2 separate regions of the Homo sapiens genome follow, and region 1 is linked to region 2. The links are chromatin loops, found by intact Hi-C in ENCODE. Cell type or tissue: CD14-positive monocyte. All regions are shown on one strand. Links, peaks and the distances in the headings refer to the core of each region. The heading gives the core; the rest is flanking DNA.

Region 1 (15,652 bases), core at 6,698-14,697, 78 kb before region 2:
AATCTTTTAAAAATAATACTCTGGTCAATTGTTTTATTTGTTTTAAAAAGCCATTGATTTACCATGTAGATTAGTAATTGACCATGAAATAGTCATGAAAGGAAGTATAGTTAAAGTAGAAAAATCGTGGCATTTCCAGTCAGTGGGACCAGGACCACCCATCACTCCTGAGCTGTGTAAGCTTGTACAACTGTCATAGGTTTGTTGCCCAATGCAAAGTGAACCAATATACCAAGACTCCAGGGGTCACAGCAGAGAAAGAGTTTAATAATAATAATCATAGCCCCGCTGGATGACAGGATGGGAGCAAACCTCAAATCCACCTCCCCACAAGGTTTGGGTATGGGGTTTGTAAGGAGTCTAGACAGGTGATGGGCTAAAGCATGGCAGTTGCTCATTGGTTGAGAAGTGACGGATGGAGTCACGGGGCAGGGAGATGAAGAAACTGCATCCCCGTGCTGAGGTGGCTACTTGATGGGGGTCTTCAAACTGGATGGTGTCAGCTATTTTGCTGGAATTCAGGATCAGAAAAAATATCTTAAGCAATTCTTAGGTAAAAAGGTCCAGTAGCAGCCAGGAGTGGTGGATCACACCTGTAATCCCAGCACTTAGGGAGGCCAAGGCAGGAGGACTGCTTAAGGCCAGAAGTACAAGACCAGCCTGGGCAATGTAGGGAGATCCCACCTCTACAAAAAAAAAATAATAATAATAATTAGCTGGGCATGGTGGCACACACCTGTAGTAGTAGCTACTCAGGAGACTGAGGCAGGAGGATCACTTGAATCCAGGAGTTAGAGGCAGCAGTGAGCTACGATTGCACCACTGCACTTCACCCTAGATGACTGAGTGTGACCTTGTCTCTAAAAAACATATAAATAAATAAATAAATAAAGGTCCAGTGCCAAAGATTCTACCTATAGGGACAATGGGGAGCAGGTGGTCAGCATGCTACATGCCTCTTGGATAGTTAGCAGCTGCAGGGAGGTGGTTTGAAGTGTATCAGAACACCCTGGCCAAGGCCTAACTATAATTCTGCCTAGAGCTGGCTAGTAATTCTCATTAACCTTGTGATGGCTGCTTCACTTCACTTTCATGAGCTTCAGTTTTCCCATTTGTAAACTCTAGGATAATATCATCCCAAATATGTATATTTCAAAGAGCCTGGCATAGCAGCTATCATTGTTTAATATAACCTACCTTATTAATAGATTAGGAACAAAGTCATAATCTCCATTGACACAGAAAAGGCATCTGAGAAAACAGAACATTCCGTTTAAAAAAAAAAAGTTAAATTAGAAATTGATGGAAAATTTCTAGTAATAGATGCTCAGGAAAATTTAAAGTTCCATCTGTTCTCTATCTTTCCTTCCCCTTCTTCTTTCCAGAAATAAAATGACAAAACACTAATAGGATTCTATGTATGTGAGTCTTCGTATAACAGGATGGTTTTATTATTTGTTTTTGTCGTCGTTTGTTTCCTGAGATGGAGTCTTATTCTGTTACCCAGGCTGGAAAGCAGTGGAGTGATCTCAGCTCACTTCAACCTCCGCCTCCCAGGTTCAAGTGATTCTCCTGCCTCAGCCTCCCAAGTGCCTAAAATTACAGGTGTGAGCTACCACGCCTGGCTAATTTTTTGTGTATTTTTAGTAGAGATGGGGTTTCACCATGTTGGCTAGGCTGGTCTCGAACTCCTGACCTCAAGTGATCCACCCGCCTTCACTTCCCAAAGTGCTGGGATTACAGACGTGAGCCACGGCACCTGGCCAGGATGCTAAGATCAGACATTACCAATCTGTTTCTACAGAGCCCCCAAGATGATGATGTTAGCTACTTCCATTTTGCAAAGTGAGGTGCCAGGACACACAGTCAGAACTTGCAAAGCAGATATTTAAAAACAGTTTTGTTACCCTTTACCGAGATCCCACCTGGAAGTTATGAAATACTTGCAGGTAGAGATTAAACAAGGTGTCTCTGGAGGGTATGACGGATGTGCTGTGAACGTCTCTCCACCACATGGGAAGCTTGACAACTGTCTCATACAGATGGAGCTTGATGTGTGCTTCAAAAGTAATCTACAGGCAACAGCGTAGCTGAAAATCCTTGGCAGGGGAAGAGGTAAGTTTGGGAAGTGCCTGTGCGCCCTCTAGTGGCAGATCTAAGGGGAGCGTATTCTATGGGCCAGATGTGGCCACGCAGAGCCCACCTGGGGTTTTCTTAAATCCTTTGGGGCCAGGAGATCTTATCAGAGGGAGGCTAAATCTGTCCTCCCAGAATCAGAGACATAAGATGCAATTCTGCATGAATCTAGAGAACAGCTTGTGAGAGAGGGCTCTGAAGAACCCACAAATTACCCCCACAGAATGGGCATGAGCAGATGGTGTGGGGCATGGGAGAATGAAAGTGTTTGCAGATCACACCCCAGGAATCTTGCTTGTTCAACATAACGACTTTTTTTTTTAACTTGGTGTAAAGGGAAAGTTATATAATATTAAAATTTTTCATTAAAAAATCATAGTCTGACGAATCTTTTTTTAATTTCTGGGAAAATGTAAACCCTATTTAATTCACCCTGTGACCCATAGAGAAGTCATTTGTTCACATTTTTTATGCTCACATTTATAGATCCTTTTCCTTTGCTCGGAAGGAAACAACTCAAGTGATTTTCTAATTGTAAAAAAATTCACCAAGTATAGAAAAAGTCTAAATAAGAAAGTAAAAAGGCCGGGTGTAGTGGCTCACGCCTGTAATCCCAGCACTTTGGGTGGTCGAGGTGAGAGGGTTGCTTGAGGCCAGGAGTCCAAGATCAGCCTGGGCAACATAGCAAGACCCCAACCCTACTAACAAAATAATAATAATAATAGAAGTAAAAATAACTTATAACTTTAACTCTCAGTGTTAAATACTGGTAACACCTGGCAACATTTTCTTTTGTTTTGGGGGGTTGTTGGATTTTTTGTTGTTGTTGTTTTTTGTTTCTTGTTTTGTTCTTGAGTCTTGTTCTGTCACCCAGGCTGGAGTACAGTGGCCCAATCTCGGCTCACTGCAACCTCTGCCTCCTGGGTTCAAGTGATTCTCCTGTTTCAGCCTCCTAAGTACCTGGGGTTATAGGTGTGCACCAACACGCTTGGCTAACTTTTGTATTTTTAGTAAAGACAGGGTTTCACCATGTTGGCCAGGCTGGTCTCGAACTCCTGACCTCAAGTGATCTGCCCACCTCCACCTCCCAAAGTGCTGGGATTACAGGTGTGAGCCACCACGTCCAGTTGAATTTCTCACATTCTAAAGTGCATTGATTATAACAGATTTTGGAGAAAAATAATGCATTAAATATATGCATTGATTTTTCTGGTTCATTCTGTCTTTGCGTGCTGGCTTATGACTTACTCTGGCCACACACTTTATGGCAGAAAATGCCCACTCTTTGCTCTCACATTTATATGGTACAGCTACAAGTCACATAAACAAACTAATCTCTTTTTCTTTTTATCTTCCACTGTCTTCTCCTCCTCCTCTTCCTTCTTTTCCTTCTTCTCCTCCACTACTTCTCCTTCCCTGCCTCTCTCTCTTTCTCTATTTTCCCAATTTAAATTATCAACAGGTGATTCTGGCAAGCCTCATTTGAGTTAAGTGCCCACTTAGTCAAAAAATCAACCAGGATGCCAGAAGCCCCCTTGTGTATTGTGGGGGGTAGGTGGAGTGGCAGAGGGCATTTAATTTGGGAATGAGGCAGACATTCCAGAATTCGTCTGCTATGAGAGCAGTGTGACTTGCACTTGATTGATGCTCGATATTTTCAATTGATTTGAACCAAGTTGAGAGCTTGTAAGAGTTTAATAATTCCCACGATGATCTAATTTCGGGGTCAATTTCATTTTGAACAGTTATGTAATAGGAATACTAAATAACCAACATTTTTTTTTTTTCTGAGACATTGTCGCGTTCTGTCACCCAGGCTGGAGTTCAGTGGCACGATCTCAGCTCACTGCAACCTCCACCTCCCAGGTTCCAGCGATTCTCCTGCCTCAGCTTCTCGAGTAGCTGGGACTACAGGCGTGTGCCACCATGCCTGGCTAATTTTTTGAATTTTTAGTAGAGACGGGGTTTCATCTTGTTTGCCAGGCTAGTCTCAAACTCCCGGCCTCAGGTGATCCACTTGACTTGGCCTCCCAAAGTGCTGGGATTACAGGCATGAGCCACCACACCCAGCCAATAATCAACATTTAATGCAGCTATATTCATGTCATCATTTTCACAACTCATCATCCCAAGTTGTAACTAAATACTAACACAGTGATAAGTGAAAGTCTACGTGCTTCCTTAAAACAACTCTCAGAATGTTCAGTGAACAAAACCAAATTTCTTAGTTCTTGGAAAACAAAACAAAAAAACAAAACTTCAGAGTTTGTTAGGAAATTTGCAAAATTCTTGGCGTTCAAATCACTCGCACAAAGCAATACTGGGATGAGTCAAGTATAATTGAATCAGGAACATATGGATTAAATTCTCCTTTAAATACACATGGATATAAAGACGAGGGGAAAGAGAACCTGCCAAGTTTGTTACCAAAACAAAATGCTTTCAAAATAACTTGAGACAGTCAACAGACCACAAACACAGCTGTGTTCTCTTATGTCTAAAAAAAAATGAATTTTCCCTTCAATGTCTAGATATTTTAATTAGATTTTTGTTGAGTGCCTATGGCGTGTTAGGCACTTTAGAGAGCTCATCAAGTCATGTTCCCTACTTGGGAATGTGAAGTCTTTTTTAAAAAACTTCAACTTTTGGCCGGGCGCAGTGGCTCACACCTGTAATCCCAGCACTTTGGGAGGCCGAGGTGGGCAGATCATGACATCAGGAGATCAAGACCATTCTGGCTAACACAGTGAAACGCCATCTCTACTAAAAATACAAAAACTTAGCCAGGCGTGGTGATGGGCGCCTGTAATCCCAGCTACTTGGGAGGCTGAGGCAGGAGAATCACTTGAATCCGGGAGGCAGAGGTTGCAGTGAGCTGAGATCACACCACTGCGCTCCAGCCTGGCCGACAGAGCGAGACTCTGTCTCAAAAAACATTTTTTTTCCACTTTTATTTTAGATTCAGGAGGTACATGTGCAGATGTGTTACCTGCGTATATTGTGTGATGCTGAGAGTTGGGGTGTGACTGATCCAGTCACCCAGGTAGTAAGCATAATACACAATAGGTAGTTTTTCAGCGTTTGTACCCTTTCTCCCCATTCCTGCTCTATTGGATCTCAGTATCTATCATTGCCGTCTGTACGTCCATGTGTACCCAATGTTTAGCTCACACTTATAAGTGAGAACGTGTAGTATCTGGTTTTCTGTTCCTGCATTAATTCACTTCGGATAACGGCCTCCAGCTGTATCTATGTTTCTGCAAAGGACATGGTCTCGCTCTTTTTTATGGCTGCATAGTATTCCATGGTGTATATGTACCACATTTTCTTTATCCAGACCACCATTAATGGGCACCTAGGTTGATTCTATGTCTTTGCTGTTGTGAATAGTGCTGCAATGAATGTACAAATGCATGTGTCTTTATGGTAGGACAATTTATTTTGGGGAGGAGTATATACCCAGTAATGGGATTGCTGGATAGAATGGTAGTTCTTAGTTCTTTGAGAAATCTCCAAAATGCTTTTCACAGGAGCTGAACTAATTTACATTCCCACCAACAGTGTATATGCGTTCCATTTTCTCTGTATCCTCACAAAAATCTGTAATTTTTTGACTTTTTAGTAACAGCCATTCTGATAGCCATTTTGACTGGTATGAGATGGTATTTCATAGTGGTTTTGACTTGCATTTCTCTGATGATTAGTGATGTTGAATATTTTTTCATGTTTGTTGGCTGCTTCTTTGTCTTATTTTGAGAGTGTCTTTTCATGTCTTTCACCCACTTTTTTTTTGAGGCAAGGTCTCACTCTGTTGCCCAGGCTGGAGTGCAGTGGCATGATCATGGCTCACCATAGCTTCGACCTCCCAGGCTCAAGCAATTTTCCCATCTCAGCCTCCTAAGTAGCTGGAACTATAGGTGGCTATATATCTGGCTAATTTTTAATTTTTTTTTGTAAGAGTGGAGTCTCCCTATATTTCCCAGGTTGATCTCAAACTTCTGGGTCAAGCAATCATCCTGCCTCAGCCTCCCAAAGTGCTGGGTTACAGGCATGAGTTACTGTGCCTGGCCTGCCCACTTTTTAATGGGGTTGTTTTTTGCTTGTTAAACTACCGAAGGGCCTTATAGATTCTGGATACCAGACCTTCGTTGAATCTGTAGTTTGTGAATATTTTCTCCCATTCTGTAGGTTGTCTGAGGAAACATGAACTCTTAATGAAATGATTAGCATCATTCTCTTCCTGGTGTTAAAGCAAGCCAAATATGGCCTGAGAAGGACTCTGTATTTCTCCATTTTTTTTTTTTTTTTTTGAGACGGTTTCGCTCTTGTTGCCTAGGCTGGAGTGCAATGGCGTGATCTTGGCTCACTGCAACCTCTGTCTCCCGGGTTCAAGTGATTCTCCTGCCTCAGCCTCCCAATGGGATTACAAGCATGAGCCACCATGACTGGCTAATTTTTTGTATTTAGTAGAGACTGGGTTTCACCATGTTGGTCAGGCTGGTCTTGAACTCCTGACCTTAGGTGATCCACCCGCCTCGCCCTACCAAAGTGCGGGATTACAGGTGTGAGTCACCGCGCCTGGCCAGGACTCTGTACTTCTATATTTGAGTCCTTGTGGATGAACTGTAACCTAGCTTAATAATCAGACAAGAATGAAAACCTAACTTAGGCGTGTGCACCTTAACAATAACTGAGTCTTGGCCCATCCCAGTGGCCGCACTTCAACTACTCATACACTGCTAAGTGTTCAGACTGTGTTCAAATAAGGCAAATGCCAACCTGTAACCAATCCAGCTGTTTCTGTACCTCACTGCCAATTTCTATACGTCCTTTCCCTTTTTTTGTCCATAAATCTTCTTCCACTATGTGGCTGCGCTGGAGTCTCTGTGAATCTGCTGTGATTCTGGGGGCTGCCCGATTCATGACTCATTCATTGCTCAATTAAACTGCTTTAAATTTAATTCAGCTAAAGTTTTTCTTTTATCACTGGTTTTCCACATCTATTTGAATAATTACTTTTAAAAATCTGTGCAGCAAGAGGCATTCCTCTCAGCCTTGCTTCTGCAATTGATTTTTATGGCCTTAACTGACATGATGGGAGTAAACTTCCTGGAGTGGGTACGCTTGGATTTGGTGTTAACCAGAGAAGTGGTGGATGGCAGGCAAGGCTGGGCCACATGACGAGAGGAGGAACCAACACCAGTTTTACAGACACCAATTTGTGGGGCTGTTTATTGCCACGACAAGGCAATCAGCTTTGCTGATTCATGTTGCTTTTTTCTTTCATGTTTTTAAGACCAGAGTTTTCACAGTCTGGGCAATTTTAGGAGGTTCCAAATTTTTCCATCATTTCCATGTTTGTCTTTGAACAGAGTAAATGATGATGTGGGTCAGGTCACAGATGAGAATTATCCAGCTCTTCTGGGTTATACATCGGTGATGTGTGGCCCACCCAGGCAGAGGGGAGCCTTGTCAAAGCAGCTTTCTGGAAGTGGAGTTCCTTACTTCATTTTACTCACTGTGATCACCAGATTCCTGATGGCAACCGTTAATCAGGATCCTCCAAGTCAGATGCTTCTAGAGTAACATCTCAGGGTGTTCATTAATGCTGAAGTTTGCAAAGGCAACAAAAGATGAGTAGATCACAACCGATCACTACATCACATTACATAATTACAATTAATAGAGTTTTTACTATAGAGGAAGCAAGCAGAAGTTCACATATCTAACTACAGCTAGCAGGCAGTGGGGCCTAGAAAGCAGCTGGAAACGCTTAGTGATTATGGCTAAGAGAACAGTTTTCTTCTCAACCAAAATCCTTTCCCTGCTCTTTCCAAGCTCTGCTGATACTTGTCTGCCTGCTCCTTATTGCATCTGTGCGGAGGTGTCGCTGCCTTGCATCGAAGTCCTAACTACTATTTGCACAAAAATTTCAGCGTGTGTCTATCAATTTCCCAAAAATCACAGTTGACATCGACTGTATCAGTGATATCCCAATGCTACCCCAAGCATATTGCTCTCTATAAAATGACTTTCCGAAATGCATTTCAATAGTCCTCTTACTCTGGGACAGTTTGTTCTTTCCATCAGAGAGGGCTACACACCGGCCGGTTGCAATTTGAGGGCTCTGTGCTCTGTACAACTTGTTCTGCTCTCATGGGTTTTGCTCATCCTGGAGCAATGAACATTATGATCATAGAAAGGGTAACTTCTTGAACTGAAAGTAGATTGCTCCCCATTAACATGCCTCTTGCCCTGCCTTTCACACTGTGGGGCAGTTTCACTTGCAAAATATTTATGAGGTGCTTGTTACATCTGGCTAGGTGCCAGGGAGATAAAGAGGAACAGGGCCGGGTGCGGTGGCTCACGCCTATAATCCCAGCACTTTGGGAGGTCGAGGCGGGTGGATCACCTGAGGTCAGGAGTTCGAGACCAGCCTGACCAACATGGAGAAACCCCATCTCTACTAAAAAAATACAAAATTAGCCAGGTGTGGTGGCGCATGCCTGTAATCCCAGCTACTCGGGAGGCTGAGACAGGAGAATCGCTTGAACCCGGGAGGCAGAGGTTGCGGTGAGCCAAGATCACACCATTGCACTCCGGCCTGGGCAACAAAAGCAAAACTCTGTCACAAAAAAAAAAAAAAAGAAAAAGGAACAAGACATGGTCCCTGCCTTCAGGCGCATATGACCTAATGAGGAAATAAGAAATGTGCAATTAGTACAATATGGTGAAAGTATGCTGTTGATGCTATGTATGCACAGAGGAAGGGTCATAGCTGGTTGTACTGGGGAAGGAAGGGAGGTATATTAGTTCCCTATGTGTCATACAAAGAATCACAAATTTGGTAGCTTAAAGCAACACACATTTATTTTCTTACAGTTCTGCAAGTCAAGAGCCTAAATGGGTCCACTGGCTAAAACCAAAGTGTTGGCAAGGCTGTGCATCCCTGGAGGCTTTAGGGGAGAATGCATTTCTTGCCTTTTCCAGCTTCTAGAGCTGCACTCCTTGGCTGATGGCCCCTTCCTCCATCTCCAAGGCCAGCATCTGCAAATCTCCCTCTGTTCCAGCTCCACATCATCTTCTCCTCTTCTGTGGAGTCTGAGTTCTGTCTCCCTCTCATAAGAACACTTCTGCTTGTATTTAGTGTCCACCCAGGTAATCCAGGATCATCTCCCCATTTCAAGCACTTCACAGCTGCAAAGTCTCTTTTGCTATATACGGTAACATTCACAGATTCCAGAGATTGAGACCTGGATTTTTGGGGGACCATCAGTCAGCCTTTCCAGGAGGTAACATGAGGGAGACAGGCACAGCATTTCTGACAGGAGGGAAAGCATAAGAGGGCACAGTGGCATGACTCAGTACAGAGCATCCAGAATCTGTGTCGCTTAGAGTTGTGGGAGCATCAGGTATGAGGCGGTGGGGATGAACCAGGCTGCAGAGGGTGTCATGCTCCATGCTAAATCATCTGGGTTTTATTTCATAGGTTCCAAGGAGTCTTGGAAGGTTTGTAAGCAGGGCAGTGATGTGGTCAGCTGAGTGGTTTAGAGGGATCATTGTGGGGGATTCAGGCAGGCAGATACCACTGACAGATCATGAGAGTCAGAACCAGGATGGGGATTAAGGTGAGAAATGTGTTAAATAACAAAAGAAGTTCTCCAGGTGAAATTAACAGGAATCATCACTAATTGGATGGTAGGGTGAAGGGGAGAGAGAAATCTGGGATGATCCCAAGCTTTTTTCCTGGGTAGATAGTGTCCCATTAAATGTAATAAGTACAGGAGAAAAAAAAAATATGCTCAAGGAAGGAAAAACTGGCATTTAGTTTGAGTCTGTAGAATTTGAAGATTACTTGTGGGCAGGATTGGCTTCGTGGGTGTGTGACTTGTGCAGGCACACAGGGCCCCACACTTAGGAGAGGCCCCCAACTTAGCTAATGCTCTGCTATCACCATCTTGAAAGTCTTAGTAGTTTTTGAATAAAGGGCACCATATTTTTATTGTTCACCTGGTCCCACAAATTATCAAGTAGTTTCTGCCTGTGAGTGATCTAAGAATCCAGGCAAGAGCCTCGGTCTTCAGAGGAAGTTTTCAGCAGAGGTTCCCTTAAGCAGACATGAGGACTAAGCACCTCCTGGATAGACTATTAACTCTCTCCTGGGCTGCAGCAGCTCAGAGCTTTCTCAATTAACCACTTCAAGTGCAACAGTATGTGCCATAAGAGAAAGCCGCATATCCCGAATTAAAGGGCTCTTGATCAAAATTTAATAAACAAAAAAGGCCTTGATTTGGGCTTTTTTCCCAGCAGCCTCAGCTCTGATGTGAACAAAAGTTAAATACCTGAGTCTGAGGGCTTTTTATGTGAGTAACTTTGGTGTGCAGAGGAGCTAATTCTTACAGAACTTGTTAATTTCCCTAGACTGAATACTAACACCTCCCAAGATGACAGGAGAACAGAAATTCACATTCAGAGGTGAAGAGCGCTAGATTTATCTTGATGTGAAACTGGAAAGTTCCTAGAATAAGGGGAAGAGGTACTTTTTCTGTTCCCTACTGTATTAGTTCATTCTCACGCTGCTAATAAAGACATATCCAAGACTGGGTCATTTATAAAGGAAAGAGGTTTAATTGACTCACAGTTCAGCATAGCTGGGGAGGCCTCAGGAAATTTACAGTCATGGCAGAAGGGGAAGCAAACACGTCTTTCTTCATATGGTTGCAGCAAGGAGAAGTGTAGAGAAAAGGGGAGGAAAGCCCCTTTTCAAACCATCAGATCTCCTGAGAACTCACTATCACGAGAACAGCACGGGGGTAACCACCTGCATGATTCAATTACCTCCCACCGGGGGGATTATGGGAACTACAATTCAAGATGAGATTCAGGTGGAGACGCAGCCAAACCAAATCAGCTACTCCACCCTAGGTTGCTGGCTCCTCAGCCCTCCTTACTCTTACAGCAGTTGGTAAACTAAGTTTGCCTTTCTTTGCAAAGTCAGGCTTTCTGGCATTCTCAGAGTAAGTCCTAGCAGATGAGCACCCCTGCTTTAAAAGGGCAATGATGGGCCTGACACAGTGGCCCATGCCTGGAATCCCAGTGCTTTGCAAGGCTGAAGTGGGAGGATCACTTCATCCCAGGAGTGGGAGGCTGCAGTGAGCTGTGATTGGGCTGCTGCCCAAGAGACAGCTAATAGTCTAACCAGGAGATGCTGAGTCCATGTTTCTGCTTAAGGGAAAACTTTCTTTGAAGACCAGGGCTCTTAGCTGCACGCCAGCCTGGCAATAGAATGAGAACCTGTATCTAGGAGGAAAAAAAAAAAAGAAAGCGAAAGAAAAAGGTTGATGCCTAAGTATCCAGCCCCATTTCTGCTTTACTTTGATATTAAAATACATTTCAGGGCCGGGGGCAGTGGTTCATCCCTGTAATCCCAGTAGTTTGGGAGGCCGAGGTGGGCGGATCACCTGAGGTCAGGAGTTTGAGACCAGCCTGGCCAATAGGGCAAAACCCTGTCTATACTAAAAATACAAAAATTAGCTGCGCATGGTGGTGCGTGCCTGTAATCCCAGCTATTCAGGAGGCTGAGGCCGAAGAATCGCTTGAACCCGGGAGGCAGAGGTTGCAGTGAGCTGAGATCAAGCCACTGCACTCTAGCCTGGGAAACAGAGCAAGACTCCGTCTCAAAATAAATAAATAAATTAATTAATTAATTTAATTAAATACATTTCAGACTCTTTTCCAGCTTTGAAATTATGGGCTCATGGTTTTGGTTCTGATCCAGCCTTAATTAATTTTCTGGACTTGATCTTCTGCCTTCTGCACGTGCTCCAGCCAGCCCCACTGGATGCTCCAGTTTGCAGTTTGAGTGAGATGATGCCAAGGGATGGAAACATAAGGGACCCATGAGACCACAGAATGTTCTTGTGGCCACCGAGCTTCAGGTCCCACTCTAGCCTTCCAGGTCCAGAAATGCTACAGAGTGAACTCAAACTCAAAATTCACAGATACATAAAACAGAAAGAGAATTTACCGAAACAGTAGAGAGAGAGAGAAAGAAACAAATTATTTTCTAAACACTGGGATTCTGGCCTCATCTGACTTCTTCTGGATATCAGGATACGTAGGACACTAAACTATTTTTTAGAAAGTTGCTTAGGGCCGGGCAGGGTGGCTCACACCTATAATCCCTTGGGAGGCCAACGTGGGCAGTCACTTGAGGCCAGAAGTTTGAGACCAGCCTGGCCCACATGGTGAAACTCCATCTCAACTAAAAATACAAACATTAACCAGGCGTAGTGGTGTGTGCCTGTAATCCCAGCTACTCTGGAGGTTGAAGTAGGAAAATCTCTTGAACCTGGGAGGCAGAGGTGGCAGTGAGCCAAGATCATGCCACTGCACTCCAGCCTGGGCTACAGAGCGAGACTCTGTCTAAAACAAAAAACAAACAACAACAACAAAAAAAAACAGTTGCTTAGAAATCTGGACGTGGTGGCTCATACCTGTAATCCCAGCACTTTGGGAGGTGAGGCAGGAGGATTGCTTGAGCCCAGGAGCTTGAGATCAGCCTGGGCGATATAGTGAGACTTTGTCTCTACAAATAATTATTTTTTAAAAATTAGCCAGGTGTGGTGGCTCACACCTGTGATCCCAGCTACTGTGGAGGCTGAGGTGGGAGGATCACCTTAGTCCAAGAGGCAGAGGTTGCAGTAAGCCAAGATCGTGCCACTGCACTCCAGCCTGGGTGACAAAGTGAGAGCTTGAAGAAAAAAAAAAAAGAAGGAAGGCGGGGGGGTGGGGCGGGGGGAGAGAGAGAGAGAGGAAAGAAAGAGAAAGAAAAGAAAGAAAGAGAGAGAAAGAGAAAGAAAGAACAAGAAAGGAAGAAAAGGAAGGAAGAAGAAAGAAAAAGAAAAGAAAGAAAGAAAGAAAGAAAGAAAGAAAGAAAGAAAGAAAGAGAGAAAGAAAGAAAGAAAAAAAGAAAAGAGAAAGTTGCTTAGAGCAACATGAGATAGTATTTTCTTAAGGGATATTTTATCCAGGCATGGTGACGCTAAAGATTTACTTTTAACCATATGAGAGTAACTAAAATATGGGCATCTGTCAGATTCAAGAACTTTCTTCCGTGAACAATTAGCAGAACCAGTTTCCTAAACCAGTTCATCTTCCTCTTGGACACACAGGAAGGCTACATTTCTTGGTGTTCTTGCATCTAGGTGGGGCCATGTGACCAGTGCTGGCAAATGGGATGGAAGCAAAAGCGATGCCTATCATATCTAGGCCTGGCCCCTGGACTTCCCACTCCTGCCCTCTGCACTGGCTCACTCTCTCTCTTCCCTGTCCATTGATGAGACACAGAGATCCCATAGTGGAACCAGTTTTGGAAAGCCTGGCTCCTTGAATGAGTTTGTGGGGACCCACCCCTCACTCCCAGTGGACAGCAATGTGAGAGGGAACTAATTCTGTTGTGTTTAGTCATGCATATTTCAAGATTGTTTGTTATAGCAGTTAACTCACCCTAAATAATACAGAAAATATCAGATTAAACTCTACCAACTATTTACTTTTGGGGATCCCCTATGAAGACTGTGCAAACAATTTCCGTTCTATGAATATGCTTTTCTTTTTTTTTTTTTTTTTCCAGACAGAGTCTTACTATGTCAAGTAGGCTGGCGTGCAACAGTGCAATCATCGTTCACTGCAGCCTTGAACTCCTGGGCTCAAGCAGTCCCCCCATCTCAGCCTCCTGAATAGCTGGGACAACAGGCATGTGCCACTATACCTGGCTTTTTTTTTTTTTTTTTCTGGACACAGGGTCCTGCTCTGTCACCCAGGCTGGTCTCAATGGATATGCTCTTCTTAAAAACAAAGTAAAATCCAATTGAATCATTTTACACTTCAGTCAATTCACCTTTTATTTCCTGCGAATACAGCTTATTCTGATGGGGCTGTGTGCTTCCTGAGACTAGCCCTCGTTACTCACTGGGCATTTCTGCTATGGAAGCATCACAGCTCTCTGGCCTCTGGAGAGTGGGCTGGTTCTCCAGAAAACTGATCTCAACCAGTACATGTTTTGTTTTTAGTTTTCAAAATTAAAAAAGTTTTCTTTGAAATAGCTTCTTTTTAAAATGTAAGTACAATACGCTTTTTTTTTTTTTTTTTTTTTTTTTTTGAGACAGAGTCTTGCTCTGTCGCCCAGGCTGGAGTGCAGTGGCGCGATCTCGGCTCACTGCAAGCTCCGCCTCCCGGGTTCACGCCATTCTCCTGCCTCAGCCTCCCGAGTAGCTGGGACCACAGGCGCCCCCCACCACGCCTGGCTAATTTTTTTGTATTTTTAGTAGAGAACAGGGTTTCACCGCGTTAGCCAGGATGGTCTTGACCTCCTGACCTCGTGATACGCCCGTCTCGGCCTCTCAAAGTGCTGGGATTACAGGCGTGAGCCACCACGCCCGGCCTTTTTTTTTTTTTTTTGAGATGGAGTCTTGCTCTGTCACCGATGCTGAGTGCTCTGCTCACTGCCACCTCCACCTCCCAGGTTCAAGTGATTCTCCTGCCTCAGCCTCCCGAGTAGCTGTGACTACAGGCACCTGCAGTGACACCTGGCTAATTTTTGTATTTTTAATAGAGACGGAGTTTTGCCATATTGGCCACGCTGGTCTCGAACTCCTGACCTCAAGTGATCCGCCTGCCTCAGGCTCCCAAAGTGCGGGGATTACAGGCATAAGCCACTGCACCTGGCAAAAACTGCTTTTTTTTTTTTAAGTTATTACAAGCAACACTGCTCTGAACATTCTTATACAATCATCTTTGCATAATGGTGGAATTATCTTCTAGGGATAAGTTCCTAAAAGTGATAATGATATGCATATATTATATTTGGATAGATATTGCCAAACTACCCTATAAAAGCATAACAATGTGTAGTATCACCAATATTTTATGGTACTGTTCATTTTACCATATATTTGCCAACAATGTGTTTTATCCAAAGTATTCATCATGGCAAATCTGATGTGGGAAATGCTCTTCTGATTTATTTGCATTTCTTTGCTTTTCAGGGAGATTGAATGTAGTCTCATATCTTACTGGTAAATTTCCTATTCATGTCTTTTGCCCATGTTTCTCTTGTCTGTCTTATTATTTTGTAAATGCTCTTTGTATAGAAAAGATAATCCACCCATTGTCTCTCATATCTGTTGCAGATTTTTTTCTCATTTTCCTATTTTAAAATTTTATCTGTGTTTTTTTCCATATTAAAGATGTTATGCAGACAAACACATCCATCATTTTTCTTGGACTTCTGGATATTATGTGATGCTTTCAACCTCAACTCTATGTTTTCTTTCTTTCTTTCTTTCTTTTTTTTTTGGCTTTGTCACCCAAGCTAGAGTGCAGTGGCTCAATTTCAGCTCACTACAACTTCTGCCTCCCAGGTTCAAGTGATTCTCGTGCCTCAGTCTCCTGAGTAGCTGGGATTACAAGTGTGCACCACCAGGCCCAGCTAATTTTTTTTTTTTTTTGTACT
Region 2 (15,652 bases), core at 3,135-11,134:
AGAAGGAATTTTTTTTTTTTTTTTTTTGAGACAGAGTCTCGCTCTGTCACCCAGGCTGGAGTGCAGTGGCTCAATCTCTGCTCACTGCAAGCTCCGCCTCCCAGGTTCATGCCATTCTCCTGCCTCAGCCTCCCAAGTAGCTGGGACTACAGGCGCCCACCACCACGCCTGGCTAATTTTTTGTATTTTTAGTAGAGACAGGGTTTCGCCATGTTGGCCAGGCTGGTCTCGAACTTCTGACCTCAGGTGATCCACGCGCCTTGGCCTCCCAAAGTGCTTGGATTACAGGTGTGAGCCACGGTACCCAGCCTGAGGAGGTTCTTACAGACACCAACAAAGATAGTCTAGCTTTTTTGAGGTGAGGAAATGCAGATGATGAGTGAACATGGCGTTTTCAAATAAATGGGCTATAGAAAAGGAAAGAAAACGTGAGATAGTAGCTTGAGGGAAGCCAAGGGTTCTGGACAGATTTTCATGAATGGAGAGACGTGAGAAGATGACAACACAGAGGCAGAGGGAAGGTAATTCGGGAGCAAGGTTTCAGGAGAGACAGGTTCAGGGAAAGCTTGGCCTCTGAAACGGGTGGGAAGTGCATGGGTGAGAAAGAAAGACGGTTTCTGGCCAGGCCTTTTGGAAGCAAAGTCCCCTCCCCATCAAGAGGTGGGGGAAATTTGAGGAGAGAGGTCAAGTTTTGGAGGAGTTTCTGAGAAGCTACGTGAAGCCATAAGGTTAGCGCACGTTCGTCTCAGTCTGGTGGTTTGCAAGGCAACTGTTAAGATGAGGAGAGAAGTTGTGGGACTCAAGAACCTTTGGAAGAAAGTGATTCAATTGGAGTCTAGTCTGGATAGAAAAACAAACAAACAAAACCACCACCTCCCATATAGCACATCCCATAAAATTGCAATAACTGCCTATTTATTTTCTGCCACTCGCCCCCATTAAAGTATAAAGATTCATGTGCAGGCCGGGCGCGGTGGCTCACGCTTGTAATCCCAGCACTTTGGGAGGCCGAGGCGGCGGATCACGAGGTCAGGAGATCGAGACCACGGTGAAACCCCTTCTCTACTAAAAATACAAAAAAATTAGCCGGGCGTGGTGGTGGGCGCCTGTAGTCCCAGCTACTTGGGAGGCTGAGGCAGGAGAATGGCGTGAACCCGGGAGGCGGAGCTTGCAGTGAGCCGAGATTGCGCCACTGCACTACAGCCTGGGCGACAGAGCGAGACTCCGTCTCAAAAAAAAAAAAAAAAAAAAATTCATCTCCATCTTCTATCACTGACTCGCTTCCTGAGAGTGGGGACTGTGATGGTTAAATCTATTTTATGGTATTTATTTTTTTATTTTTTGTTTTCTTTCTTTCTTTCTTCCTTTTTTTTTTTTTTTTTGGACGGGGTTTCACCATATTGGCCAGGCTGGTCTTGAATTCCTGACTTCAGGTGGTCTGCCTGCCTTGGCCCTCCAAAGTGCTGGGATTACAGGCATGAGCCACCACACCTGGTCTGTTTATTTGTATTTGGAGACAGAGTCTCCCTCTGTCGCCCAGGCTGGAGTGCCGTGGCACGATCTTGACTCACTGCAACATCCACCTCTGGGGTTCAAGTGATTCTCGTGCCTCAGCCTCCTGAGTAGCTGGGATTATAAGTGGAGCACATGCCACCACACCTGACTAATTTTCTTTATTTTTAGTAGAGACGAGATTTCACCATGTTGGCCAGGCTGGTCTCAAACTCCTGGCCTCAAGTGATCTGCCTGCCTCGTGTGATGGTTAATTTTTGATGTCAACTTGACTGGATTAAAGAATGCCTAGAAACCTGGTAAAGCATTATTTTTGGTGTGTCTGTGAGGGTGTTTCCAGAGGTGATAGCATCTGAGTCTTTGTAAACGAGGTAGGGAAGATCTGCCCTCAGCGTGGTCACCATCCAATCTGATGGGGGCCCAGAGAGAATAGAAACAGAGAAAAGACCAATATGTCCATCTATCTGCTGGAGCTGGGACACACTCTTCATCTCCTGTCCTTGGACAACAACTTCAGGCTCCCTGGCCTGAATACTTAACACCAGCAGTCCCTCAGGGTCTCCAGCCTTTGGCCTTGGACTGAGAGTTACACCCCATCAGCTTCCCTGGCTTGGAGGCCTTCAGACTTGGACTAAGCCATGCTACCAGCATCTCAGGGTTTCCAGCTTATAGATTGCTGGTTGTGGGGACTTCTCAGTCTCCATAATCACATGAACCAATTTCCCTAATAAATCCTCTCTCATATATGAAGCCTGTTGGTTCTGTCTCTCTGGAGAACCCTGACTGCGATGGGGACTATGTGGCAAGGGTATTTGGCAAATAACTTTCCAATGAATAACTGAGGGAAGAAAAGAAGGGTTGAGGTCCTAGATATCTCAATGAGATAGAGAAGGAAGTGTAGTGGGCTTCAACTTAATTCGACTCAGCAAACAAGAGCCGGTCTTCTATACCCTAGGCTCTAGGCAAATCATAGCACACAAGCACATTCAGTCTTAACCCTGCAGAGCCTGGGTGAGAGGCAGGCAGTGGAGGGCACAGAGGCTGTGGTCAGAGGCTGATGTCGTTGAATTTAGGATTTGGAGTTGGGGCTGCCCTAGGTGACAACTCTGGCTATCTGTTGATAAATGATCAGAATTGTCCAAGTCAGGTCGGGAAAGGAAGAAAGTTCCAGGCTGAGGTTAGGGCAGAAACCATGGCAGGAGGAAGAGTATAGCATACCTGAAGGCAGGGGGAAGACGTGCAGGAGGTGAAGTTGGAAAAGACAGGGAAGTGCATGACGGCAAAAGGCATAAGCTTTTTAATTTTTTTTTTTGAGACAGAGTCTTGCTCTGTCACCCAGCCTGGAGTGCAGTGGCACAATCTGGGCTCACTGCAACCTCTGCCTCCCAGGTTCAAGCAATCCTAGTGTGTCAGCCTCTCAAGCACCTGGAATTACAGGTATGTGCCACCATGCCTGGCTAATTTTTGTATTTTTAGTAGAGACAGGGTTTCACCATGTTGCCTAGGTTGGTCTCGAACTTCTGGTCTCAAGTGATCAGCCTGCCTCAGCCTCCCAAAGTGTTGGGATTACAGGCATGAGCCACTGTGCCCGGTCAAAAGGCATAAGCTTTGATTCAGACCTGGATTCAAAATCTGACTCCTGCAACCATCAGAAAGAATGAAATCATGTCTTTTGCAGCAAAACAGAAACAGAAAACCAAATACCGCATGTTCTTATAAGTGGGAGATAAACATTGGGTACACATGGACATAAAGATGGGGAACAACAGACACTGGCATCTCCAAAATGGGCAAGGGAGGGAGGCAAGGGTTGAAAAACTACCTATGGGATACTATGCTCACTATTCAGGTGATGGGCTCAACAGAAGCCCAAACCCTAGCATCACACAACATATCCATGTAACAAACCCGCATATGCACCCCCTGAATCTAAAAGAAAAAAAAAAAAAAAACCAGCCTGGGCAATAAAAAGCGAGACCCCCATCTCTACAAATTTTTTTTTTTAAATTTGCATAGCATGGTGGCTCATGCCTGTAGTCCCAGATACTCAGGAGGCCAAGGCAAGAGGATTCCTTGAGCCCAGGGGGTCAAGATTACACCAAGCTATGATTGCACCACTGCACTCCAGTCTGGGTGACAGAGTGAGACCCTGTTTCAAAAAAACAAAAAGAAGCCAGGCACGGTGGCTCACGCCTGTAATCCCAGCACTCTGGGAGGCCAAGGCAGGCAGATCATGAGGTCAGGAGATCGAGACCATCCTGGCTAACATGGTGAAACCTTGGCTCTACGAAATATACAAAAAATTAGCTGGGCATGGTGGTGGGCGCCTGTAGTTCCAGCTGTTCGGGAGGCTGAGGCAGGAGAATGGCGTGAACCCGGGAGGCAGAGCTTGCAGTGAGCCGATATCATGCCACTGCACTCCAGCCTTGGGGACAGAGGGAGACTCTGTCTCAAAAAAATAAAAATAAAAAAAGAAAATTATCTGAAATAAAGGAACTCAAATGATTAATGAGCCTACAATAAAATAATGGCCTTGTTATCAAAGAAATACAAAATACAGTCCTGGCGTGATGGCTTGCGCCTGTAATCCCAGCACTTTGGGAGAACAAGATGGGAGGATTGCCTCAGCTCAGGAATTCGAGACCAGCCTATGCAACAAGACAAAACCCTATCTCTACAAAAAAATACAAAAATAGCCAGTTGTGGTGGCATGTGCTTGTAGTTCCAGCTACTCAGGAGGCTGAGGTGGAAGGATTGCTTGAGCCTGGGAGGTCAAGGCTGCAATGACCCGAGATCATGTCACTGCACTCCATTCCAGGTGACAAAGTGAGACTTCATCTCTAAAGAGAAAAAAGAAAAAAAATACAGCAACAATAAAGTACTAAAACAAACAAACGAACAATCCGACCCCTTCTCTCTTATGAGACCTGGGCAAGCTACTTAATCTCTAAAACAGTGGTTCTCAACTGGGGGTGATTTTACCTGCCCCCCACCCCCCAACAACCAGGGAATATTTGGCAATATCTAGAGACATTTTTATTTCTCCCAACTGTGTGTGGGAAGAGGAGAATGCCGCTGATGTCTAGGGGTAGAGGCCAGGGTGGAGCTAAATATCCTATAAAGCACAGGACTTCCCAGGAGTTGGAGGCTGCAGAGAGCTATGACTGCACCACTGCACTCCAGCCTGGGTGACAGAGCAAGACCCTACCTCTAAAGCGGAAAAAAAAAAAGTCATGGCTTCATAAAATGTATGTGGCCCTTCCTAATGGGAGACAATGAGGAGTCTCTTCCATCTCTTCAAACTACTGTGTATATTTAAGTCCCAGGTATTTCAGAGATCCTCTCCATTCCATTATTTTGATTTTATGTGTCTTCTTAATTTGCTTAGGAGTAGAAACAATTTTCTGAAATTTTATTCCAGAGAGAATTCTTTGTCTTGCACGTTTTAAGCTCCTTTCTTCCTCTTCCTTCTTTTTTAGATGAGAGGCAGAATTCTTGCACAGACACCACACTGTGTTTCTTGTTGCTTAGTCATTTTGAAATAGTGGCAGTTCTCCATGGGCCCACTATTCCCCCTAAATAATACTGCTGTGGTCTCTTTTGCTTATCTCTCTGTTTACCTGCATGCAATTTGCATCTTCTCTATGGAATATGAGCTGGGGCTTGGATCAAAATCACTTTTATTTGTTGGTCCCAAAGCTGTCTGAGAAGGGTGGGGAGGAAAGTGGGTCTATGTGCAGTCAAAGCTGGGAACTCTTTTTCCTTTTTGAATCTCTCTCTATTGCCCAGGCTAGAGTGCAACTTCAACTCACTGCAATATCTGCCTCCCGGGTTCAAGCAATTCTCGTGCCTCAGCCTCCTGAGTAGCTGGAATTACAGGCGTGTTCCACCACACCCAGTTAATTTTTGTATTTTTTGGTAGAGATGAGGTTTCATCATGTTGGCCAGGCTGGTCTCAAACTCCTGACATCTAGTGATCCGCCCACCTCGGCCTCCCAAAGTGCTGGGATTACAGGTGTGAGCCGCCATGCCTGGCCTATTTTTCCATTCATCTTATTTCTGATTTTGATGAAACCCTTGACTAGGGTCCCCAGTCCCTAAGGGACAGACCCTGTCCCATAGCTGGGCAGTGGGTCTGGAGGGTTGGGTTTGTCTCCCCACTCTGGCGGATCAGATATGAAGCTGGATCCCAGCCCAGCAGCGTGTGAACGCCTTGTCTGTTGTGGCCACAAGTAATTTTCTCCAGCCAGCTTGCTATGTCACAGCTGCCTGGCCCTCAGGGACAATTGCTGCTAGAAGCCTATTTCTGTACTCTCTCCCACCACTGTGGCCTTGGATTGATGTTTAGCTGTACAGCAGGGGAAAAGGGCCCCCAAGCAGAACATTCCAGATCTTTTCTCTTGCCAGCTCAGGCCCCTATTTCCTGTTCCTCCGAAGTGAGAAGTACTAGTGGGATTTTTTAGAAATGCAGCCTTCTCTCACCACGTGCTGCAGCTCACTCCAAAAAGGGAGTTGTGGGTTGGTTCCCAGAATTTTATTTCAATTCAGACCTAATTGTTTTTTATTTGGATGCATTGGGTGTCTTGTATTTGGATTTAGATGTCTTGAAGTCTGTGGTATGAGGTTGGAAAAATTTCCTAGATTCAGTGTTGGAGGATGTTTCTTTTGGTATATCTTGTTTTCTTCATTCCAGTCAGTGTTAGAAGGAAATTTTGTAAATCTGTTAATTTTACTGCCTTTACTGGATGTTCCAATACCACTTGTTGTTTTTTTGTTTTGTTTATTTATTTATTTATTTATTTATTTATTTATTTTTTTGAGACATGTTCTTGCTCTGTCACACAGGCTGGAGTGCAGTGGCATGATCATAGCTCACTGAAGCCTCAACCTCCCGGGCCCAGGTGATCCTCCCACCTCAGCCTCCCAAATAGTTGAGACTACAGGAATGCACCACCACACCTGGCTTTTTTTTTTTTGGAAAAACAGAGTCTGCCTATGTTGTCCAGGCTGGTCTTGAACTCCTGACCTTAAGTAATCCTCCCGCCTCAGCCTCCCAAAATACAGAGTCTATAGGCGTGAGCCAACAACCCTTTTAATGATTACATAACATCCCATCACATGGATGAAGCCTAATGTTCTTAACCAATTTCCAAGTGGCATACACTTAGGTGATTTCCAATTTTTCATAATTACAAAGATGCTGCAAAAACTTTGAACATAAATACTCATGTACGTCTCTGATTAATTCTTTAGCAAATGATCACATTTCCAATGACAGGGAGTTCAGCAGGACTTTGCCCCTTCTCAGACCCATCTTTGCTTCTCAGTCAAGTGGTTCTAAATAAAACCATCACAAAATCCTTTGCCATATTGTGGAATGCTTTCAGCATGTTCTCTTTCCACCAGACCATATGTTGACCCAGATAAGTTAATCCCTCTCTCCAGCGACATGGTTTGTCCACTGGGATGTTTTTCACCCTCATTTCCATTCTTCCTCCGCACCTGCTCATGGCTTTTGCATCCTCCGCAGCTTCTTGCACTGTGCTTTCTACTTTCTCTCACTTTCAGCTGCTTTTGTCCACACACCTTTGAAGCCTTGGGATCCATGTCCACTGAGGCTTTCAACTTGTGAAGATCAATGTGCTAGAAGAAACAGCCATCTGCTTCTTAGCACCCCACTCGTCAAAATAAAATATCATGCGCACACACAAGCTGAAGCCTTGACACTTCACTGTCAGAAAGCAGAAACCAGTGCTCATGTGTTTATCAAACCCTGAAGACCACTTGCATGAAAAGCCCCAGAAGTGCTTGTTAAAATTTAAATTCCCGGACTGCACCTCAGACTCACTGTGCTAAAATCTTAAGGGATAGGGACCAGCTCTCCAATGATTCCACTACTTATGAAAATGTACAGACTTCTGTAATTACAAGAGTTATTTGTTTTCTTTTAGAGACACGGTCTTGTTCTGTCACCCAGGCTGGGGTACCGTGCCACTCATAGCTCACTGCAGCCTCGAACCCCTGAGCTCAAGCAATCCTCCTACTTCAGCCTCCCAAAGTGCTGGGATTACATGTGTGAGCCACTGCACCAGGCAAGAATTCTTATATCAAAGCTCAACTCTGTGTAAGTTGAAACTGTGACTCTCTTCCCATGATGACTTTTTTTTTTTTTAAGACGAAATCTTGCTGTGTCACCCAGGCTGGAGTGCCATGGTGCAATCTCAGCTGACTGGGACTTCTGCATCCCAGGTTCAAGTGATTCTTGTGATTTAACCTCCCAAGTAGCTGGGATTATAGGCACGTGCCACCATGCCCGGCTAATTTTTTGTATTCTTAGTAGAGGTGGGGTTTCACCATGTTGGCCAGGTTGGTCTCGAACTCCTGACCTCAAATGACCCACCCACCTTGGCCTCCCAAGTGCTGGGATTACAAGCATGAGCAACCACGCCCAGCTCCCTCATGACTTTTTAATAAAAAGTCCATTAAGCATGTTTCTAAAATGATAGCAATACTCATACAGTCTACATATAACACAGATTATTTTTCAAATAACATGGTGTGGTAGCAATGAGAAGAATCACCATCTCTGGTACTCCTCTCTTTTTGTAGCTCTTGCCGTTAAGTTGGAGCCATGTGACTAGGTCTGGCCACCAGGCTGTGAGGAGGATTTGGTTTGTGAGTCCTCCACACCATGCCCTTTGTAGTGTCCTTTGAGATGTGTGCTGAGATGGTAGTGTAACAAGATAGTGAGCCAATGTCAGCTTCAGTCTCTTATGGTCTGAGGATCAAAGCCCCTGTCAACCTTCAGTGGATGTATAGCCACTAAAGTGGATGTGAGCCAGTAAATATGTCATGGAAATTTTATTTGTCATTGCAGCATAACCTAGTCTTATTCTAACTAATCAATTGAAACCCCTATTTCTTGTTCATGCATCAGTGTACTTGAGTGTCTTAGATTAATTTAACATTAAGTAATGGTAAGTGTACAGTTCTATAATCTGAGCTTTATTAGAATATCGGCTCCTAAAATTAACTCCTATCTTTGCAACTAATTTTGCCACATTTGAAATTGTGCAAAAAAGAAGCCAGGTGAGGTGGCTCACACCTATAATCCCAGTACTTTGGGAAGTGAGGCAGATGGATCACTTGAGCCCAGGAGTTCAAGACCAGCCTAGCCAACATGGTGAAACCTGGTCTCTACTAAAAATACAAAAATTAGCTGGGCATGGTGGTGGGTGCCTGTAATCTCAGCTACTTGGGAGGCTGAGGCAGGAGAATTGCTTGAACCCAGGAGGCAGAGGTTGCAATGAGCTGAGATCATGCCACTGTATTCCAGCCTGGGTGACAGATTGAGAAGGAAGAAAAAGAAAAGAAAAAAGAGAGACAAAACTTTCTGTAGGTGAAAGAAGAGTACTACAAAACCCTTGGGAAAACACTTGGAAAAAAGTAACCAAGACAAAAAGTGAATCATTTAGTGGTTGACCAGAGAAAAAATCCAGAACTTGCTCTGCTACATCTTCTGACAAGAATTCACTTTTTAAAAATTCATATCCCTACCATTAACCATGACAGGAAACCTCAAATTTCTCTTAAATCCAAAATACATATGTACTTTAAACAATGCAGGTTTCTACATTATTTATTGTTGAGTCAGAATCTCATTTTTAATTCCTAAGGATCTCACACACCTCTGGTTGTGGCTCAGTTCTGCCATATATGCTGATATTGAACACAGGGCTCATCTTAAACATGGTGCCAGCACTTCCGCCTTCTGACAGTAGAAGTGCCTTTCCTCCTCTCCCAACCCAGTCTCCAATTCCAAGGACAATTCCAGTTTGCCTTGTGAAGAGTATTAGCAAAGACCAACTTCTCTTGGAAGTAAAAGGTGTATGTATTTTTGGCTGGGTGCGGTGGCTTACGCCTGTAATTCCAGCACTTTGGAGGCTGAGATGGGCGGATCACATGAGGTCAGGAGATTGGGACCAGCTTGACCAACATGGTGAAACCCCATCTCCACTAAAAAATACAAAAATTAACTAGGTGTGGTGGTGGGCACCTGCAGTTCCAGCTACTCGGGAGGCTGAGGCATGAGAATTGCTTGAACCAGAGAGGCAGAGGTTGCAGTGAGCCGAGATCATGCCACTTCACTCCAGCCTGGGCCACACAGTGAGGCTCTGTTTAAAAAACAAAAACTATATGTGTGTGTGTGTGTGTGTGTGTGTGTGTGTGTGTTGTTTTTTTAGCAACAAGGTCTCACTATGTCGCCAAGGCTGGTCTCAAACTCCTGGGCTCAAGCAATCCTCCTGCCTTGGCCTCCCAAAGTGCTGGGATTACAGGTGTCAGCTATTGCACCCAGTCAAATTTTTTAATTTTGGAGGTCTCATTATGTTGTCCAGGCTGGTCTCAAACTCCTGAACTCAAGTGATCATCCTTCCTCAGCCTTCCAAAGTGACTTTGTTGTTGTTAGTGTTGTTGTTGTTGTTGTTGAGAAAGTGCTAATTGTTTCATGCTAGTACATGAGTAGATATTATGTTTCCTTATGCAAGAATTATCTTCTAGTGTCTTCTAGAATTATCTAGTATCTTCTATGATCCTTGAGATTAATATCAAAGACATAATTTGAGGGTATTAACTGAGTCAGTAACTACTTGCTACTGATTGCTGTGGGGCAGCATTACCCAACAGTTGAGACACAATTGCCTTTTGGATGAGGATCAAATAACGTAGATTCACACCAAGAAAAAGTTATTCCCTTTACAATCCTCTCCTGATCTTTCTGGTTGTATCAACCAGGATGTCTCAGGTTCACAATCAGGTCTTTAACAGAAGAAAGAAAGAAGGACCAAGAGCAGAAGAAAGAAGGACTAAGCTCCCTCTACACCCCTTGGTATTAGAGCTGACCTTTGTCAGGGGCTGTATTAGTTCATTTTCACACTGCTGTGAAGAAATACCTGAGACTAGGTAATCTATAAAGGAAAAGGGGTTTAACAGATTCAGTTCCACATGGCTAGGGAGGCCTCACAATCGTGGAAGAAGGCAAAGGAAGAGCAAAGGCCTGTCTTACATGGCCACAGGCAAGAGAGCATGTGCAGGGAAACTGCCCTTATAAAACCATCAGATCTCCTGAGACGTATTCACTATCACGAGAACAGCACCGGCCCCCATGATTCAATTACCTCCCACCAGGTCCCTCCCATGACACTGGGGATTATGGGAAGTACAATTCAAAATGAGATTTGGGTGGGGACACAGCTAAACCATATCAGGGGTGCTGAACCCCACGCAGTTGAAAATCCATATATAACTTTTGACTCCTCCAAACTTAGCTACTAATAGCCTGCTGTTAACCAGGAGTCTTATCAATAACATAAACAGGCAATTATTAATATATATTTTGTATGTTGGTTCTGCATATTATAGACAGTATTCTTACAATAAAGTAAGCTAGATAAAATAAATGTTATTAAGAAAGTCATAAGGAAGAGAAAATATAGTTACTATTCATTAAATGGAAGTGGATCATCATAAAAGTCTTCATCCTCGTCATCTTCATGTTGAGTAGGCTAGGGAGGATGGGGAAGAGGAGGGGTTGGTCTTGCTGTCTCAGGGGTGGCAGAGGTGGAAAAAGTCCATGTATAAGTGGATCTTGCAGTTCAAACCCATGTTTTTCAAGGGTCAACTGTAGTTATTTGAGTCTCAAGGCCAGCATTTGTTTCTCTGCAGCAAACACAAGTGTTGGGCCACGAAAAGTAGGGAAAAGATTTTAAAAAGAGGTAGCAAGAACTGCTTTGCTCTATTCTGTTCCTTTTCTTTTTTTTATCTTATTTTTATTTCAATTTGTCTCCTTTACTTTATTTATGGAAGCATAACCTCTGGTTTCTATTTTCTGTTTGTCTATGCCTTGTTTGTCTAATCATTTAGCATATAAATCACACATTTTTCTGTGTTGTCGATATATTTCAGAATCTGATTCAATTTAAGAACACTCTCCTTGGAAAATCACAGCTATACTATACTTAGAATTTCAAATTAAGTAATTTCTTTAAGAATCAGATATTCTTTCCTCAACTAAAAGTCTTCAGTTCACTTTCCCTGATGTATTCCTCTGAAATTCAGTCGCCCCTTAAAAATCTGACTCTGGCATTTTTTTTAGGTCTTTTCAATAACAGGTTCTTGATGTTGACTCAGAAATCTTTATTAAATATGAGGCTAAGGTGGTGGAAAGAGCATGGACTTTGGGATAACCCATACTTGGATTAAAGACGTACTGGCTTTAATGCTTATTAGCTATGTGACAAAGACAGATAAAATCTATTAAGCGTCTATTGCCTCCTCAATTAATTGCTTCTCTTCTACGGACAAGTAAGAAATAGAGGAAGGATGTTAAGACTAGCAGTTTTGGCCTGTGGCTGTATCCAGCAGTCTTTTTAGAATGGATAAGCTTTTAGCACTCGATGTCACCAGTATAAAACTTGATGGAACTCCAAGACAACCAAAAATTTAAAAATTAGTATTATCTCATAAGCAAAACAGAAATTCAAATCATAAATATTATGAATTAGCGTTAGGAGATTGAACTGATGCCTCCAAAGGATTACTTCTTCTTTTCCATCTTTTTCTTTTGAGAGATCCGTTTACACGGCTTACTGATTTTTTTTGTGCATATTTTTATTTCTTCCTATCATTGCAGTACTTGCTCTCTATGCTTTCCTTTCTCTCTCATTACTTTAAAATTCCTTTTAAAATAGAAGAAAACTGGCCAGACATGATGGCTCAAGCCTGTAATCCCAGCCCTTTGAGAGGGCGAGATGGAAGCATCACTTGAGGCTGGGGGTTCAAGACCAGCCTAAGCAACATAGGGACCCTGCCTCTACAAAAAAAAAAAAAAAAATTGTTCTAAAGTAGCCAGATGTGGTGGCACACACCTGTCCACCCAGCTACTCAGGAGGCTCAGGTGGAAGGAACACTTGAGCCTGGGAGGTGGAGACTGCAGTGAGCTATGATTGCGCCACCGCACTCCAGTCTGGGAGATGCAGGGAGACCCTGTCTAGTTTTTTGTTTGTTTGTTTGTTTGTTTGTTTGTTTTGAGACAGAATCTGGTTCTGTCACCAGGCTGGAGTGCAGTGGTGTGATCTCGGCTCACTGCAACCTCCACCTCCTGGGTTCAAGCGATTCTCCTGCCTCAGCCTCCCAAGTAGCTGGGACTACAGATGTATGCCACCATGCCCAGCTAATTTTTGTATTTTTAGTAGAGACGGGGTTTCACCATGTTGGCCAGGATGGTCTTGATCTCTTGACCTCGAGATCTATCTGCCTCGGCCTCCTAAAGTGCTGGGATTACAGGTGTGAGCCACCGCGCCCAGCCGAGGCCCTGTCTTAAATAAATAAATAGAAGAAAACCTTCTGACTTCAACACTATATCATTTATCTCATCAAAGGTCTTTCAGGTCCTCTCAATTTCTTATCTGTCTAAGAAAATAGAAAAGAATCTCAACTCCCATTCGGCTCTTCCTCACTGACTCAGTCCAACTACTTTCCCACTGTATACACAGAAAGCCCTACTTCATTCTAGTCAGACTAAAATGACTGGTAGTGATCTGTCATTATTCAATGCTCAAAGCCAAAGATTTCAAATAAAATATAAAGTTAGAAGATTCTTCTGTAAATACAAACAAGTCACAGAACTAAACTGACCCAATAATCCCATAGAGAGTTTTGGGTTTTTTGTTTTGTTTTCTTTTTTTTTTTTGATAAACAAAAATTGACCCTTCTGGTCTTAAACGTTGAAACTTACATTTGTTTTATGTGAGTTCCTTCCTTAAGAAATCAACTTCAGGCCTCTCAAAAAAAAAAAAAAGAAAAAGAAATTAAACTCACCAGACAACCACATCCAATGACATGTGGACCCCTAATTTGTCGTGATTGTTTCCTAGCCCCTCCCTACTTCCTGTTTTCTTACACATTGTTACATTTCCTCTCTGCTATATAAACCCCTACTTTTAGTCATCAGGGAGATGGATTTGAGAATGAGCTCCCATCTCCTTGACTGCAGCACCCGATTAAAGCCTTTCTTGGCCCAGCGCGGTGGCTCACACCTGTAATCCCAGCACTTTGGGAGGCTGAGGCAAGCGGATCATGAGGTCAGGAGATTGAGACCATCCTGGCTAACATGTTGAAACCCCGTCTCTACTAAAAATACAAAAAATTAGCCGGGCGTGGTGGCGGGCGCCTGTGGTCCCAGCTACTGGGGAGGCTGAGGCAGGAGAATAGTGTGAACCCAGGAGGTGGAGCTTGCAGTGAGCTGAGATCGCACCACTGCACTCCAGACTGGGAGAGAGAGCGAGACTCTGTCTCAAAAAATAAATAAATAAATAAATAAACAAAATTTTTTTTAAAAAACCTTTCTCCCTTGGCAATATTCATTGTGTCAGTGATTGGCTTTCTGTGTGACCAGCAGGACCTAGAGAGAATCCCTGGTGCTTCCGTAGCAGAACCTGTAACATATTCCAATACGCGTGTTTACAAAGCTCAACTCTGAAAGAAAACTTCAAAGGGAAATATGAATACATTCTCTTGTCCTGACATAAAGGATTGATCATGGTTTTTAGGTAGTTCTGCCTTATTCTTCTATTTACCTTTGTGAGTTTAATGCAAATCATTCCAGAATGTCAGAAGGTGGTATCTATTTTTGATATTGCTTCTCCAAAATGACATTAGAAAAACATGGTGTAGGTGGGGATTCTTGACAGCCATATTCCATTAAAAGGGTGTTGATAAGAGTATTCCATTATCAGGGTCAATTGGCTACAAGGGGAGAGAAAAAAAAAAGGCCAGGGGGAATTATAGTTCCAGAAAAGTCACCCCTTCCTCACATTGGCCCATATTTTTGGGTTATCACAAAAGGAAAGTAAATAGGACTTAAGTGTGAGAAAGGGAAAAGATTTGTTTGGGTGACATCTGAGGGAAGGTGTAAGACTGGGAGAGCTGGGTGTGATGGCTGCGCCTGTAGTCCTGGGTACTTGGGAGGTTGAGGCCAGAGGATTGCTTTGGCCCAGGAGTTTTGGACCAGCCTGGGCAATGTAGTGAGACCCCATATTTTAAAATATATATTAAAAAAGAAAAAGACTGGGGCTGGGTGTGGTGGTTCACGCCTGTAATCCCAGCACTTTGGGAGGCCGAGGCAGGTGGATCATGAGGTCAGGAATTCAAGACCAGCCTGGCCAAGATGGTGAAACCCTGTCTCTACCAAAAATACAAAAATTAGCTGGGTGTGGTTGTGGCCGCCTGTAATCCCAGCTACTCAGGAGGCTGAGGCAGAGAATTGCTTGAACCCAGGAGGTGGAGGTTGCAGTGAGCTGAGATCGTGCCACTGCACTCCAGCCTGGGTGACAGAGCAAGACTCTGTCAGAAAGAAAGAAAGAGAGAGAGAAAGAAAAAAGAAAGAAAGAAAGAGAGAGGGAGGAAGAAAGAAAGAAGGAAAGAAAGAGAAAGAAAGAAAGAAAGAAAGAAAGAAAGAAAGAAAGAAAGAAAGAAAGAAAGAAAGAAAGAAAGAAAGAAAGAAGGAAAGAAAGAAAGAGAGAGAGACTGGAAGAGGTGTGAATGCAGGCATGTGGCTGGGTCTTCGTTCCAGCTGGAAAGCCAACTCTTCCCCTGCTCAAGCGTGAGAGGTCGAGTGTCAGCTGAGTTGTCATTGGAAAGTTAGAATAATGGAAGAGACTCAGAGGTGGTGCAGGGGATTATGAACTTCTTTCTCTACTCTTCTTTCTCTGACTGCTATGATCAGAGCTTGCCTGGTGACCATGGACCAGTCTCAGGGTGCAGAGGCTTTGCCTGCACCACAGAGATGACCTTGCCACAGGTCATGTGCGTTCTCCACTTTCAGACACAGAATTTGGTGTGCTCTTCTTGCAAAAGGGCATGCCGGCTGTAGTGAACACTGTAATGTACCACCCAGGTTCCCCTTCAGGAATGAAGGCCTCAGTCCCAGAGCTGTGGGAGGTTCTGCCAGGAGACAGCTGTCATTTTCGGAATTGCCTCAGCTGAAAAACCTTACCCACGGTCATTCGCCCTTCCCAGGGTGGCCCATGTCCAGTGACTAATTGACACAGCCTCTCACTCAACTGCGACAGCTCTGGAAGGC

Evidence for each region. Hi-C counts contacts between places; a loop is a spot of excess contacts. Peaks named below come from ENCODE experiments on the same cell type or tissue, not always from the same donor. Only the 100,000 strongest peaks of a DNase experiment are listed, where the experiment ranks them.
Region 1: it touches region 2 in a loop (4-fold over the local background); 1 of 110 quality-filtered maps calls a loop at or near these places.

The regions. Positions count from the first base shown.
Region 1 is chr10:28,392,007-28,407,658 of GRCh38, forward strand. No RefSeq gene overlaps it. Among named protein-coding and RNA genes, the nearest start is that of LINC02652, 96 kb to the right of the region's middle. In CD14-positive monocyte, for the core only: no CTCF peak of the experiment used is centred there; DNase peaks (open chromatin) are centred at 7,325, 8,445, 8,875, 10,895 and 4 weaker places; H3K4me3 peaks cover 2,143 bases; H3K27ac peaks cover 6,491 bases.
Region 2 is chr10:28,473,820-28,489,471 of GRCh38, forward strand. All of the region lies in intron 1 of LINC02652 (long intergenic non-protein coding RNA 2652), which reads right to left. Among named protein-coding and RNA genes, the nearest start is that of LINC02652, 14 kb to the right of the region's middle. In CD14-positive monocyte, for the core only: no CTCF peak of the experiment used is centred there; DNase peaks (open chromatin) are centred at 5,022, 6,682 and 7,722; H3K4me3 peaks cover 2,278 bases; H3K27ac peaks cover 3,983 bases.